Regions from separate parts of the Mus musculus genome. Here region 2 is linked to region 1. Evidence: chromatin loops called from intact Hi-C (ENCODE). Cell type or tissue: left cerebral cortex. All regions are shown on one strand. Links, peaks and the distances in the headings refer to the core of each region. The heading gives the core; the rest is flanking DNA.

What was found. Peaks named below come from ENCODE experiments on the same cell type or tissue, not always from the same donor. Only the 100,000 strongest peaks of a DNase experiment are listed, where the experiment ranks them.
Region 2: a loop joins it to region 1, with 6 times the contacts of the local background. A loop is called at or near these places in 2 of 42 quality-filtered maps.

What each region holds. Positions count from the first base shown.
Region 1 is chr1:61,175,316-61,182,966 of GRCm38, forward strand. No RefSeq gene overlaps it. Among named protein-coding and RNA genes, the nearest start is that of 9530026F06Rik, 200 kb to the right of the region's middle. In left cerebral cortex, for the core only: no CTCF peak of the experiment used is centred there; DNase peaks (open chromatin) are centred at 4,400 and 4,548.
Region 2 is chr1:62,906,976-62,914,626 of GRCm38, forward strand. Gm35252 (a long non-coding RNA gene) reads right to left here. Exons shown (of 4, transcript XR_865480.1): 4 at 1-331. Among named protein-coding and RNA genes, the nearest start is that of Gm35252, 46 kb to the right of the region's middle. In left cerebral cortex, for the core only: no CTCF peak of the experiment used is centred there; DNase peaks (open chromatin) are centred at 1,814 and 2,905.

The DNA of each region.
Region 1 (7,651 bases), core at 3,328-5,827:
TAGGCTGGATAGTTACCAGGCCTTTGGCAAGCACCAGCTGTGGTTCATCGCTCAGATTTGGATCAGCCTTTCTTAAATACTTCTACTGGAATTCTGCCCTCACCTCACACTCTGTCTACTGAGTCACAATATTGGAATCTTCTTTGGCTCTAATGATTTATCAAGCAGCTCTTTAAAGATCAAGATGAGTATACTTGGGCATATGGTCTGTTTTGTAATGAGCTGCATTTGTTCCCATGTGTCAATGCTCAGAGATACAAACAGTTGTAATTGTAGGCCACATAGGCTGTGATTATTCCACAAAGGATGTTTCAGGGAGGCCAGCCCAGAATTTGAAAGTTATTACAGAAAATCAGCTTGGGCTTGGGGTGCAGTGATAACTCATTTCCCTGTTAGTGGAAAGCACAGGTGTGGGGATGGGGGAAGTGGTTTTGGCCCAGGTAAAGGGGAAGCTGGCATAATTAGTAACCACTTAGGAAGAATACATGGCACTGGTGCTAGAGGACCCACGGACCAAGAAGAAGCTGGATTCAGAGGGCGTCACAAACCCACAAAGTGGGTTAGACCTTGTCCCAGGACAATAGCAAATCACCGAAGGATATTTAGTTTACTAGTTTGTGTGTTAACAAGCTCCCTTCCCCCGTATAATCCAAAATGGATTCCAAGAAGTAGAGAACAGATAGGAGAGATCCAAGGAACGCTGGGTGGAAGATAAGAGAAGATGGAGAATTCAGAAGATTCAGGAAGGGAGCTGGGAGGAAGACGATGTATGGCTATAGGGGAGCAGGGGTTGGTCAACAGCACTTCTTCCCTTTCCCTTGTCACTCTCATTCTTAACAGTGACCTATTGTTCAAAACCTAGATCCTCCAAGCTATTGAGAAAGACATAGGCTGGAGGGCAGAAATAAGAACCAAGGCCATCAGAAAAGCTGACAAAGGAGAGTAAGAGTCAGAGGGACTCATATCAGCGTTTTCAAGAAAGCCGTCCATACGTAGTCCTTATAAATTCCAAGCCACTTTGAGAGGCAAACTGAAGCTAATTTGTGCTCAGCAATTTGGCATTTTTGTCATCAAAATGAGAGTTGTTCCTTTATAATTTAATCAAAGGAATTCATAGGCCTTATGAGGCTCCCTTTAATCATCTTACATACCAACTGTGAGACCAGGAGGTGGTAAATGACACGACTCTCCTTAGATAGAAGCACATACTAGAATCTGTATCCATTAAGAACTGCCCAAGGACAGGACAAAGTGAGCCATTTGACAAAGCAACATGGAGTAGAATCTCTCCAATGTAGCGTTTTCTACTGGGTTGTATTGCTTCAAACTGACAGAGGAGGCAATGCGTTTGACAGAATGGGATTTCTTTGGTATCCTTGTTATGGTAGATAAAATTTAGAAACCTGTTTGCAGTCAAATAAGGTTAATAGTGTTTATCAAGAAAGTAGTATTACTTCTCTATTTGGCAGTATGAACTTGGGAGAATGGGGCCTAAAAATGAGGTGGACTAAAGTCTCATGCAATAGCCAACTTTATTCAGAGCATTGGACAGTTTATAATCTGAGGCTTAAGCAAGGTCATGTGAGCAAAGTTCACTTGATTTCAAGTCAAGGGGAGGGTCATGTGAGCCATGACTTACTTATATAGTCACAAGGGCAAGGTCACATGAGGATAATTTGTGAATAACATTCTTCTGAATAGCAATGGGTAAGGTGATAGGCAATTTAAAGTGAAATCCACTCCTATTACCACACACTGGGAGGGGCAGGAAAGCTCATTCCAGTTTATGGAGGAACCTTGTTATGGAAGGACAGAGATCGCAAGACTCTTGTTTCCTTGGAGTTTTCTCACAAGGACGCAGAAATCTCCTCACACGGCTTTGTTCATGGACTGTGCTCCAACATGTTGCATCTCCATCTTCTCTGCTTCCACCTAAGACGGATGTGATTGTTCTGAATCTACTATATAGGTCTGTCCTCTCTTCAGTGATTGGATTAAGTATGGTCATGGGATACTGCTCCAGTCGATGTGATGGGGGCAAGAGTTACAGGTTTTATACCCTGTTTCTTCTGGCCGTAGAATGTCACTGCATGGTGCATACAACCAAGGCTCTTGGAGAATTCAGGAAGTCAAATACATCCTGCTATAGTGAAGGTATGTAGTCAGACATGATAGTTTCATCGAGTTATATGGCTAAAAGTTTATCTTCAATACCAGTCTTCAGAGAATTGTGTGTGGACCTTCCTTTATAAGGGAACAAATGCTTATGAGATGGAGCAAGATCATGTCCAACATGCATAGAAAACAATGCTGGGCTCTTACCAAAGGGAAAGGCTTAATTGCACATTCTACAAGGGGGTCGGGATTTGAAAAGATCTCTCTGATTGGTTTGGTTGCTTGGTTACTTGTTTGATTGTTTGGTTGAGAACATGGGGCTGGTTGGCTGGATAGTGAGGAGGGAAAGGTACTGGGGGTTCTTTTGCAGAGATATAGGTGGCTGCATACATCCATTCTAGGAAAGCAGATGCCAGAGAGTCTCTGAGTCCACGCTATGGGCTTTTCCTGAAAGACAACTGAATTATTTAAGGGCTTTATGCCTGAGTGAGCACATGTCTAGCCAGCTACTTCTTCACGTTACTGAGAATGAGAACTTTGGTTGACTTTCACACTTATATTTTGCTTAGTTTGTCTCAAGTCCAGACAAGATAAGGCATCATGACCACGCATGGGCAGGAACTGACATGAGCTTTTCTCCTGGCTCATGCACTACCGTATCAGCCCTGTCTGTGGCCTTCTCACCCCAGTGAGCTCTCCTATTGAAAGAAGTGGGTAGACGTCCAATAGAGACTTTTCCTGTGGTTCTTTTGGCTTAGAATATCCCTTATTCCTGGTCCTGTGCTAAACACTCACTACTCTTGAGCCCTGCCTGAATACCTCCTTTGGAGAAGAATCCTTGAGTCCCCTCAGCCTCAAAAGCCCACGAGAAGGATTTTTTTTTCCCTTTGACCTTCTTTAATCCCTTACAGTAGCATGAGTTTATTTTTATTTCACTGATTCACTTGGCCTCTGCTTCTAGAGGGAAAAATCTCTTTCTCTCTCTCTCTCTCTCTCTCTCTCTTTAAATCCTCAAGGTGCCTCATAGAAGTTGGTTTGAAAAATTGTGAAAGGAGTTCTGATGTCATAACTAAGTTGGTAGGTGCTTGGCTTACCCCTCTGAAGCTCTGACTTTGATCCCTTAGAGTCCATGTATAAATTCAGGACTTAGTGACATTTGTGCAATCCTAGCACTGAGGAAACAAAAGCAGGTGGATCCACGGAGCTCACCAGACAGCCTGCCTTGTCTACTCAGTCAGTATCAGGCCAGGGAGAGGCCGTGTCTCAAAACAAGAGGTGATGACAGCGGAGGTGCAATACTTGAGGCCTCCATACTTCATACCTGTACACATATGAACATATACACAGACACATGTATACCTGTACACATATGAACATATACACAGACACATGTATACCTGTACACATATGGACACACACCCAGAGACACATATATACCTGTAAACATATGGAAACACAGAGACACATGTATAACTATACACATATGAACACATACACAGAGACACACAGCTACATGTATACCTGTATACATGTGAACACACAGAAACACATATGTACTTGTACACATATAAGCAAACAGATAGAAACACACAGACACACGTATACCTGTACACATATGAACACACACACACACACACATACACACACACACACACAGGAAAAAGGCAAAATATAATAAGTCAGGCAGTGGTGGACCCAAGGATTTAATCCCAGCTACTTGGTAGGTTGAAGCAGGAGGTAGTGAATTCAAAGTCATCACAGGCAACATGGTGTGATGCTCCCCCCAAAATGAAATGAAATGAAAATATAAGCTAATATGTATATCTTTCTATCTCTCGAGGACTTTATATGGATTAAAGAATATAAAACAAGAAAGCAATAGAAACCTCATGTTTACTCAATAAGTGATAATTTTTGTTCGTGTTATCGTCGCTATAGCTGCTATTATTACTGTTCATACCACTATATCACTTGGCGCTGGCTTTAGGTAGGATTCTGTCCTCTGATAAGAGAAACCCGCAGGGAAATGTCTCAAGGGCTTTTTAACATGTTTAACTCTGTAACTGTGATGAAAACTGCAGTTTGGTTGGGTCTTGCGAATAACATATCCCTACCCCCACCTCATTTATTTGTTAGTTCGAGTACCTCTTGCAACCTTTTACAAATAAGTGGGTTGATTCACTCTAACGCGCACTTTCACCAGTTGGCTCTTTTCTATGTAACCCCTCTCGTCCCTATTCAACAGAGGCTAGTAATTACCATAGCAACCGCAGCATGCGGTGCCTTGTGCACTCTCAGAAACAAAGCACTCGCTTTGAGAAAAAAAAAATCACACACACATTAATTTGTTACATGAAATTCTATTTCATGCTATTTATGAAGGGAATCGTGCCTCCAACTAAACCCACTTACCTTCCTCACTGGACTCTGGGCTCACGGCTGCTCTACTCTCTTCCCACCCCCATGGTACTCTAATCTGGACACACATTGACTCATTTTAAATATGAAATTTTTTGTGCAACTGGGGGAGAGGATGGGGAGGATTTGGTTTCGGCTGGAAGGCTCAAAGGTCAACGAAAGGGTGCACAGACCTATATAACAGTTGTTCCTGTCTGAGTGATGACTATACTACCAAGGGGATTCATTAAAATGGAGCCTATTGCTGTTACAATGAATGAGGCTCTCCATAAATTCTGCTGAGATCCTGTCAGTGGCTAAGCCCATAGGTAACACTTAAATGCTGCGCCTTCATCTGCTTGCTGGTGTCTGGATTCCAACCCACAGGTGCCTCTCCCTACTCCAGAGTTTATGCATACTGACTCCAGACCTATCAAGAACCCAGAGCCTGGAACCTATGCACTCCCAGCAAGCAAGCTTTCCCAGGCTTTCCCTGTGTGTGTGTGTGTGTGTGTGTGTGTGTGTGTGTGTGTGTGTGTGTAATAGGACATTAGGCTTTGAAATGTGACAAGACCATCTAGGCGGTAGTCACTTGTACTTGGTCCCACCTGAGCTGGGGCCAGAAAGGGGAAAGAAGAGTTAGCTTAGAGTAATTTGAAGTCACATGGTAATGCCACCTCCCAACCTTGTCCATTTAATAGATGAAAGGAGGCAATGTGTATGTGTGTGCCAGGGAGTGCTCTGGGCATGAACAGCTCTCTGTGTCCATCGTTATAATCAAAGGGCAATCGACAGAAGGCAGACTTGTTCTGTCCTGCCTCCTAAGTCACCTTTCAGACTCAGAGAGGCTGGGGAGAAAGTACTTAAATGAGACTATTTTCTGTTGCTGTTTAAGACCAGCCGGTTGGAAGCCACTTTATGAGTTCTCTAGTTGAATCTCTGATGTAAGAAAAAAAAAATGCTTTGGTTTGAGGGGGAAAAAAATCCCAGTCAAAGGCTTTGCAGGTCCAGGGAACAATCAGGGTTGTTCCCTCTGCTCTGCAGGAATTCAGCCAGGCCTTTGGGAGGAAGGGTGGAGGAGGCAGGGCTGCCATACCGGGGTTGTTCCCCCTTCGAAAATGGAACTGAAAAAACATGGAGAGCTCAATCGGTGAGTGGACTGGTGAGAACAGGCAGGGATACCCACATTAGCTGCTTCTTTTTTCTTTCACCAAATATGTCATGATGCATATTTGCATTTATTCACTCTTTAGATGAGAGAATTTCTGGTGCGGTCTGTGATTCCCCAGCTTTGGCTGTGTAGGTACTAACAAACTGACAAAGATATCTGTGAGAAATAGTACTGTCCTTTATTGATACCGAAAACTGGAGATACCAGGTCAACGTGTATAAGGCAGATGCCTCTTTGTTCAGGAGGTTGCCTCCAGTCTGCCCGCCCCCTGCAGCCACCTTGCAGAAACCAGGCACTAGGGGGCACTGTTGGCCCAGAGATGGCTCTTTGCATTAACCAGCTTTGGAGGCAAACGCATTAGCAGAGAAGCAGGAAAGTCGGTGACGTGAGGAAATTATTATGCACAGTTCATTTCCTTGTAATTTAACTCTCAGAGTAACAAAAGCATAATGTATAGCCCAGTTTTCTGGTCTGATTTACAACAATTTGAACTAAAAGATGACTTCTGCCTTGCCCCACCCCCTTCTAATCATTTCCGCTGATATCAGCAGCTGAGAATTTTTTATCTCACCGTAACCACTGCACCTCTTGAAGCCACAGATCGGAGAAGAGGAAAATGTAAAACGTGGTCCCGCAAACCCAGCCGGGCACATACCACACTCTGTTTCCTTACAGCTGTGGTGCAGGGAGTCGTAACTCTATGTCTATTATGGCTATTTGGCTGGTATCCTGTAAGGCCTTTAAATGCCCAGGAAGTCCAAACGGGAAAAAGCATGTTTGTCCCCCAAAATGTTTGTGGTGTTTCATAACCAGAGGCAAAAGGAGTTTGTTTCCTAGTAGCAGATGCCCCATCTAACCATCCTCCAGTGGAGGTCTATCCTTGCTTTGGCCATCCCTTCTCTGTAGATACCAGCTTAGCTGGTCTCCACTTCATAAGACTCTTAGAGCACACATTCACTGGCATACAGCAACTTAGCATTTCCTAGTGCTTGTCTTGCTTATTGATCTCTCTGTCTCTGTCTCTTCCCACTACACAGAGAATTGGGGTGTGTGTGTGTGTGTGTGTGTGTGTGTGTATGTGTCTACTTTGACTAGAGCTCCTTGCTAAGGTATGCCATTTTCTTTAATCAGTTCAAAACCTTGACCTTAAGAAGTAATTGGTTCATTTTATAGGCAAGGCCATGGAAGCTAAAGAACCTACCCAGGGGCCTCTGGAATTAGAGGCAGGCTTCAAAACCAGCTAGTTCATTCTGTTACACCATTCTGATGCCCATGTGCTAACTGGGACTGTTGAGTGAATAATGGGGGAGGGGGAGCTGTACAGAGATGACTTTCATAAGTATGAAGTACCTCCCAGGGCTCTCTGGGCCCCTGCAAAATCATTCAAGGAATTTAACAAGATGAAGCCATTGAGAAAAGTCGGCGAGCAAGTGGTCTCTGAGGACCCAGAGAAACTTGCAAACCAGGATGCTAACATTCATCTCCGGTTGACTCTGAACTTTTGGAAGCCAGGGAAACGGGGTGACCAAGGAATGCTGATTCCCAACCCCTGGGACCACATTACTAAACATATGGAACCGATAAGGAAATTAGGCACGGTCCCTAAAGGGTGGTTTGAAGAACTCAGAATTTCAGCACCTCTGGGGATTAAAGTCACAGTAAAGGAAATATCATGCATATCTTGATGAATTTTACCCTTATCATGCATGCTCTTTGTATGATTTCCCAGCCTTACTGAGGAATAACTGACAAACATTGTAATATGTAAGATGTACACTAGATATAAATGTACGTACACAATGTAAGTTGACCATACACTCAAGCTAGTTAACACAGTTATCCGCCCCCACACACTAACATTTAAGATCTATTAATTACAGCAATCACACTGTACAATGCATTTTCAGAACTTATTTCTGCTGCCTAACTTTTCCTCTGATCTTCGGGACTACTTTTCTGCCCCTCACC
Region 2 (7,651 bases), core at 1,766-4,265, 1.7 Mb after region 1:
TCTGCTGCTTTGGTATCTTCATGTTCTCATTGTCCATGGATATAAAAGTCACTTGACCATTTGTGTTTGCCAGTCCTGGAGCCCATGTTTTATGTACCTCTGTCCATTTCCCTAAAGCCAACAACAGGCTTGACATAAAAAAAATAATAATAATAAAATAAAACAAAAACAAAAATCACCCTTTCCTGGTTTGAGCTCAACAACTTCTCTACAGGGTAATACCCTTGGTCCTTGGAGAGGCAGCCATCCTGAACTGCACGTGGACCCCTCAGAGCTCCAATCCAGCTTGCTTGTGTCTAGCTGTGCGGTCTTGGGTGAAGTCATTCCACCCCTGTGGATAGAAGTAGATGAAAAAAAATTTGCAAAATGCTTTGTCAACTGCGAAGAGCCTTACAAATATAGAGACGCTCATGACTCAAGGGGCACATTTCAGTCAGACTGAAAACAGATTTTTCTGCGTGAGAAACTGTGTTGCTGTGAAAGGCGACAGTGGGAGCTCGAAGGGTGGGAAGCATTCGCCCTCGCCTCCATTCTCTTTTGATTCCTTATGATTAATGATTCTGTTTAAAACAGACACCAAATGTGGCTTTGCTGCTGATCAATAGATGTTCCTCCCAAATGGTTTCTATTTCGGTTCTCGGTCCTTAACCAAATCTTACCATTGTGTTCTCTGAGGAAACACATCTATACACACACACACACACACACACACACACACAGAGGCACACCCTCTGTTTTGCAGCACAGATGGCATGCAGTTTGAGTTCATATAAATGAGGTCAGAGGTACTTCCTCCAGTACTGGCATGGTCTTTGTAGAGCTAAGTTATTCCCCTCCCAGTATGCCCAGTAGGTGGAAAACATAATATGCCCTTGTTTCGATGGTAGAAGCAAATCCAAGCCCTTGGGAATTGCACTTTGGGAACTGAGGTCTAAGGACTCTATATCTGTGCTCATCCCAGGGCCACTTTGCTATTTGAAGACTGTGGCATGTACTGGGTCAGCTACTTTGGTCTTAAATGATCACACATAGAGTCAGGCTAGAAGAAGAAAGAAAAGAAAAAAAAAAAGATTGATGTTCATTTTCCTGAATTAAGAAAGGGAACCGTACATGCTGAACTTCCAAGCTGTACTGAGTGTGGCGACTTGGGCCTGGATGAGAAGTATTGCTATCCTGACTGCCTCCTTGAATCAACCCAAAATCTTGGCTTGCTGGGAGCCACACACGACGGGGCATTAGTGTCTCTGGGAGTGATGTAACAACACACTTGCCTTCTTTGGGTTTAATGTGCAAGGCTATGCCACACCTCTTCCCCCACCCCAAGAAAAAGTCCAAATACAGGATTAAAAGCAAAAAGCTGAGCCCAGGATACCACATAGTGGCAGCAATCTCCAGTGTGTGCATCTGGCCAATTGTAGAGCCTAGGGAAGAGATGCAGGATGTGCATGACTAAAGCCACGAGTCCCGGGTGATGCAGCATCTGAAGACACAAGATAAACACACCTTAGTCTGGACCGCTGGTTGTCACATGCCTGGCAGAATTCCTGGGGCTACTCATCTGACACTTGTGGTGGCTTGTATCAATTCTGTCCAGAAGCCACTGCTGGCAATTAGCCCTGCCCATCTGCTCTCCACATACTCAAGCCACTCCCACAAATCTGGACCAGTTCCCCTTCATGTGGGGCGGAACATCTAGACAGGTCCGTATCTATCTTGGTGAGCCTCTTGCTAAGCAGGCTTCCCCAGACAGTGCCATCCCTGTCTCCTGTAACAGCTCGTGAAGCCTGGTTGCATGGCAGGAAGAGACTGGGTGGGCGTGTGTGCCTCACACGCAGCTCCCTCCCTGAACAAAGCCACATGTTGCCATTCTCTAGGGCTGCTCGACTTCACTCAACTAATTTGGAACAGTGCTCTTGACACCAGAGTGAGTTTTTATCCTGCTCTGTGGCCCAGGCGCTCCGCCTACGGGAGCATCAGCAAAATCTGATCCACCCATTTGGTTGTTATCTGCAGCCTAGCCTGGACTTGGTGGGTTTGTCTGCATCCTAGAGATGGTACCATTCTCACAGGAGAGGCATTCTAGTGCCTGAGAAGAACCATCCAGACAGATCCCTATGTACCATCCTGACTCCTGCTGAGAGGAAGGGAAGTTGAAATAACCATTGCCTAATGGTGGTCTGATCATTCCAAAATTTTTACTAAAAATACATACTCCTGAGGATCTGGTGATTCCGATCCAGGAAAATGGAGTAAGTCCCTGGAATTTACATTTATACTAAGTGCCCTCCCCCGGGTGAGCCAGGAACCTTATTTGGAGAAACTACCTGGGGAGGCCGGCTGTGCCATAAGGCAAGGCTCAGGGCCCGTGTCTGGTGAGTCAGCTTTTCTCAGGTTGCCTGCTGACACTAAGTGTCCAGGAAACACCCTGTCTCAATAAATAAAACCCAGTGGTAACAAGAGAGATTCTCCAGTTTGCTGAGGGCACTGTTGGATGCATCTTTCTGGGAAAAAATCTAATAACTAGTGAAATGGAGCGACAGAGTTCAGACCTTTAGCACGGCAATTCCAATTAGGGAGAATATACACTATAATCATGATAGGGAAAAGTGCACTGTTTCATTAGAAAGGCACTTCAGATAAGAGAGAATTGGGGGTCCCACAGACAACATGAGATAGAAGGAGAGCTGGGGTACCTGGGATGAGCTCTCTCTGGGCACCGAAGTGTGTGTATAATCCAGGAGAACATAGCTGAACCCCATCGGCTCCCACAGAGCATGAGGATGCATGAGCTAAGACTGAGTTTGCACACGCAAGGCTTTGGGTGGTTAGTGGTTAACGTGCAGTTGGTTCTTTTTATGTGCAAAGCAGCTCACATTCATAGAAACTAAATAAAAACAAATGAGGCTGCTGCCGCGTGGCTGGCCTGGAGCTCCTGGTAAACATCTCAGGAAAATGATGGGGAGAGGCAGAAAGCTGGGCTAGGAGCAAAACCATCTGAGACAAGCATTAGCTTTGACAGACAGAGGAAATCACTCACAGATCCCCGGGTTTCTCCAGTTTCCTCCTTTATGCTCCCCTAGGCAGCTCTGGGGCAACCTTGGGGTTCTGTATCCCCAATCTCCCTTCCACTCTGGATGCCTTCCATCACCCAGGGTCTCCTTGGCCAAGGCCTCCTGAGCCCAAGGCAGCTGAACCAATGCAGAAACGGCCCTCCCCAGGAACACACTGAGCAGGGATGTGCTCTGCACATAAGAGTGTGCTCTGATATGCCCTGGCCAAGCCCTCTTTGTCTCTGTTGGTTCTCACTCTGCCCATTTTCCTTTTAGAAGCCCTAAAGGGCACTGCTCCAGGCATTTCTTCCTTGGGGGTCTGTGGACTTAACAGAGTGGCATCACTAGGGGCAAACTATCCATAAGCGGCCTTATAAATGACTCAAGGGCTGGCAAGAGCAGTGCGTGCAGAGGGTGAATCAGGAAGAGCGGAGAAAGTGGTTTCTAAAAGGCCATGCAGCCGTTTCCCTCCCCGCCAAACAGCATTAGCAGTAGCACATCTCCCCAAGCTCAGGAAAGGTGGCCAAAGCAACAGCATATTGAAGCACTATAGCTTTGGCGGCTGGTGCCTTCAAAAACAAAAACAAAATGTAGCAACGTCGCTAAGCCGGTGTCTGCTAACAGCTCTAAGATTGTCCACCTGGGAGACATGTACCAGGCTTGCTCTTTTAGAACGAGAAAAGCATTTAATACATTAGCATCGCCTTCCAGGTCTCACAAAGGATGCCCTTTGGCCATTCCTGGAGCCAGATAGTGAGGCGGTCCTCGGACATTAGAGATGGGGGTGGGACAGGTGGGGACTGGAGCAGCAACTAGGAAGACAAAGTCACACCCCTGGGCCAAAGTCCTCAACTTTAACCCTACCCCTGTAGGGCACATTCAGGAAATAGACTCTGGACCCTCTGTGATGCAGGGGATTGTCCAAAATGACAAAATGCAGCTCAGCTTTTGAATGTCCAATGCCAGAGAATGCTACTTTAAACTGCTCATAATTTATTCAAGCCTAGATCCTCACATGGATTTACAGGTAAATACCATGGCTGCATGGTTTTAGTAGTCAGAGTATTCTAAAATGGCACTTAGTCTATAAACCTTTCTTTTTTTTTTATTAAAGTGAAAATTTATGTGACATAAGTTTATTAGTTAAAGGCTACAGCTAAGTGGCATAGATACACATCCACACTGGTGTGCAACACAAAGCCATGTAGGCCCTGGGCTATTTCCATTACCCCAAAAGAGAGCCTTGATTCTGCTCTGCAGTCCCTTCCCACTGTCCCAGCCCCCAGACACTGCCAAGATTTCTTTCTCTAGGGCTTTACCTATTGGGATGCTTGCCTTCTTTAAGTGAAAATAAGCAATATTGTGACCTTTGGAGTCCAGTGTTTGAGGATATAGAGCATTATAAATGATATAAAGCAGGGCATTGAGTCTGATAAGAGTTGAGAATCACTCCAGGTCCTGAGCTGTGTATCAGCCATCTGCGTCTGTGGGAATGAGATGACATTCACACTGAAGAGCTGGCCAGGGCAGGATGCTTGTATTGCTGTAACAAAGCCCTGCAGCCTCTGTTCCTAGAGTTCAAAGGGTGAGGGTGTGGAGCCTCAAAACTGTTCAGTACAGAATCACAGTCGCTAACACTCAAGGTCACGGTCCAGGCAGTACAGAAAGGATCATGCATAGTTTCTGTTCAGACGAGAAGTGTTCTCAGGTGCCTCCTCCCAGAAGTGTATCTTCCACTGAATGAATCTTCAGTAATAATCTCCCCCGATAGCAGAGAAGAGAGGAGGAGACGGTCGTTACAAATAAATAAGCAGCAGAGAATTTTGAGAGGGCTTAGCCTCCTTAGACTTCACTTGCAGTAGTAAATTAGAAAGGAGGAAAAATGGAGCTGTCTGTAAAACTGTTGATGAAAACAGTACTTAAAATAGCATCCTACCCACAAAATTCATGATAGTGGCTGCCTCTGGTGTGTGGGAGAGAACAACTCTATCAAAAAAATAATTCACTTTCCCTGTAATGTTTTATTTCTTTCATTTAAAAACCGTCCATAAAACAGATTAGCATGTTGATATGTAAATGCTAGGGAACTGTGGCTGTGGATATTGATTATACGGTCTCTGTAAATTTCTGTAACTTTTTTTTTTTAATTAAATATGTGGGGGAGAGAGGGGCTGGAGAGACGGCTCGGTGGTTAAGAGCACTGACTGCTCTTTCAGACGTCCTGACTTTGATTCCCATCACCCACATGGTGGCTCCCAATCTTCTGTGACTCCAGCTCCAGGGTGTCCAGTGCCTTCTTCTGGCCCCAGCAAGGACCAAGCATGCATGGAGGGCACAGACATACATGTAAGCAAAACACTCACACACATACAATTTTTGGATATCAAAAAGTAAAAAAACTTGAATATGTCTGTAGGATCTTCAAATAATGTGGAAGGCAGAAATTGAGCATTCTTGTAACTTTTTATGTTTAAGCCAAATGTGACCCATTCCATCCAAAATTACATAGGACTCACTAAGAAGAGACAACATAGGAGCAGAATGCTGGAGAGAGGAGGGGAGGAGAGGACCTGGTCAGAGCATTTTCCTGTGACTTCTCCGTGAGTTTGGAGAAGAGTCCCATTAGGTCTCCTCCATACAGATGACAGGCATTAATAACAGAGCCACCCATAAGGTAATTGTAGTTTATTGTTTTATGTCTATAGCTTCATGGGCATTTAAATCGGAGCCTTAAATTCTCTGCCTGCATTGGTTCCTCCATTTCAGTTAATCTTTTATGCTTTATGAATGGCATTCAGAACTGAAGAGTGACCCCCCCCCCCAAGCACAGATCATCAAACCCAACTAAGGTTGCAGCTAAGAGTCGATGCCTACAAGAGCGAGCAGTAAGACACCTGCACTAGATTAAAGGCAACCACAAAAATATTTGCTTCTTTCCCCATCAATGCAATGAAGTGCATTTTCCATTCCCTGAGCCTGAGCTGGCTGTGATTTGAATTCTATTGTTTGACCAATAGCTTTCAGAAGCACTTCCAAGATGAGGCCATAGAGGCTTGTAGCTTCCACTGTGAAGAAGGTTCACCTCAGAGAAGCCAGTACCTTAGAAAGACAACCAGCCCGCAGGGTTCCAGCCATTACAACTTGGACACCAGAACACAGTTCAACCCTAGCAAAGGCAGACATAATATTAAACAGGAAAAAAACAAAACAAAACTGAGAAAGCCAAGTGTCAGATTCACAGCCTCGGATACATGGATCCAACTGAACTGTCCCAGCATGTCCAACCAAGTGAGCCCTCCCTGTAATTGCAGGACAGAAATAAACCACTCCCAATGAGTCCCACCCAAATTCCCAACCCACAAAATCCTGAGCATAATAATGTTTAACACCACCAGGTTTAGTCCGCAGACATTCCTTCCTTGCCTAACAGTACCTGAGATCCCAGGTTAAGAGCAGTTGCTTCCAGTGGATCCAGATTCGCTGTCTGGCATTCACACAGTGGCTCATAACCAACATATTTCCAGTTCCAGGGGATCTGGCCCCCTCTTTTGACCACCAAGGGACAAGGCATGCACAGGGTGTGCATACATACATGCAGAGAAGACTCTCATACACATAAAATTAAATAAACTAAATAAATCTTTTAAAATGTTTTTGAATTCTGTTGGGTGGAGAAATAATTTATTAATAATTATTAATAATAATTTACTTGCTGCTCTTAAGAAAATCCAGCTTCAGCTCCCAGCACCACATAACTGTAATTACAGGTACTACAAGGTAGCGATTCAGGGTACAATTTGACATTGATGTCTATTTTATCTTCCACTAAAACTAGAAACTCTCCTGCTGACCCTTGGCCTCAGCACCTAGAGGAATGGCAGGCTGGCTTCTTCATCCTCTTCTCAACTGCTCCTCTGTGTTTCAGGCGAGAAGCAGGAGAAAGGAAAAAAGATGAGCAAAAGTCCACGGTAGCTAAGTTCACCCTACAAATACTCTCTCAGGTCCAGAAACCCATTGGGTAGGTTATTCTTACATCTCATTGGCCAAGACTGGGTTGCTTAAGCCCCAAACCTGAATACATGTGCCCACCCAGAAAGGGAGGTGTTTTTAAGTAGGCACACTGTAACCCTGAATGAAATAATGAAACAGAGCTACTATGTAAGGAAGAGGGGTAAACTAGGCACTAGACCAGCCACGATGCCTGATGCTGACTGAAATGGAAAGCCTGGGACCGTTTTCATCATTGAGAAAGAAACAAGGACCTAAAAATATGTGTCTGGACATGTTTGCCCACAAGTAAAGATAAGACTTCATTCATTTATGTAAGATTCTACTGAGAAATGCATGTTCAGCTGGCCCTTGGAAGTATCCAGTTACTGTAAGGGTGGCTTTTAAAAAATAAATAAATAAATCACTCTGCTGTCAGAAATTGAGCACAGCCCCTCATCTTTCGGGCTCCTTCATGAAGCACCAGACCACATCCCTTTCCTTTTATTTGCCCGTGTTGTGTTGCAAATTAAGTTTTTAAAAGACATTGTTTTTCTCCAAAAGAAAATTTAAAGACTAGAGCAGCCCACATCTACCACCCAGGATAATGAACT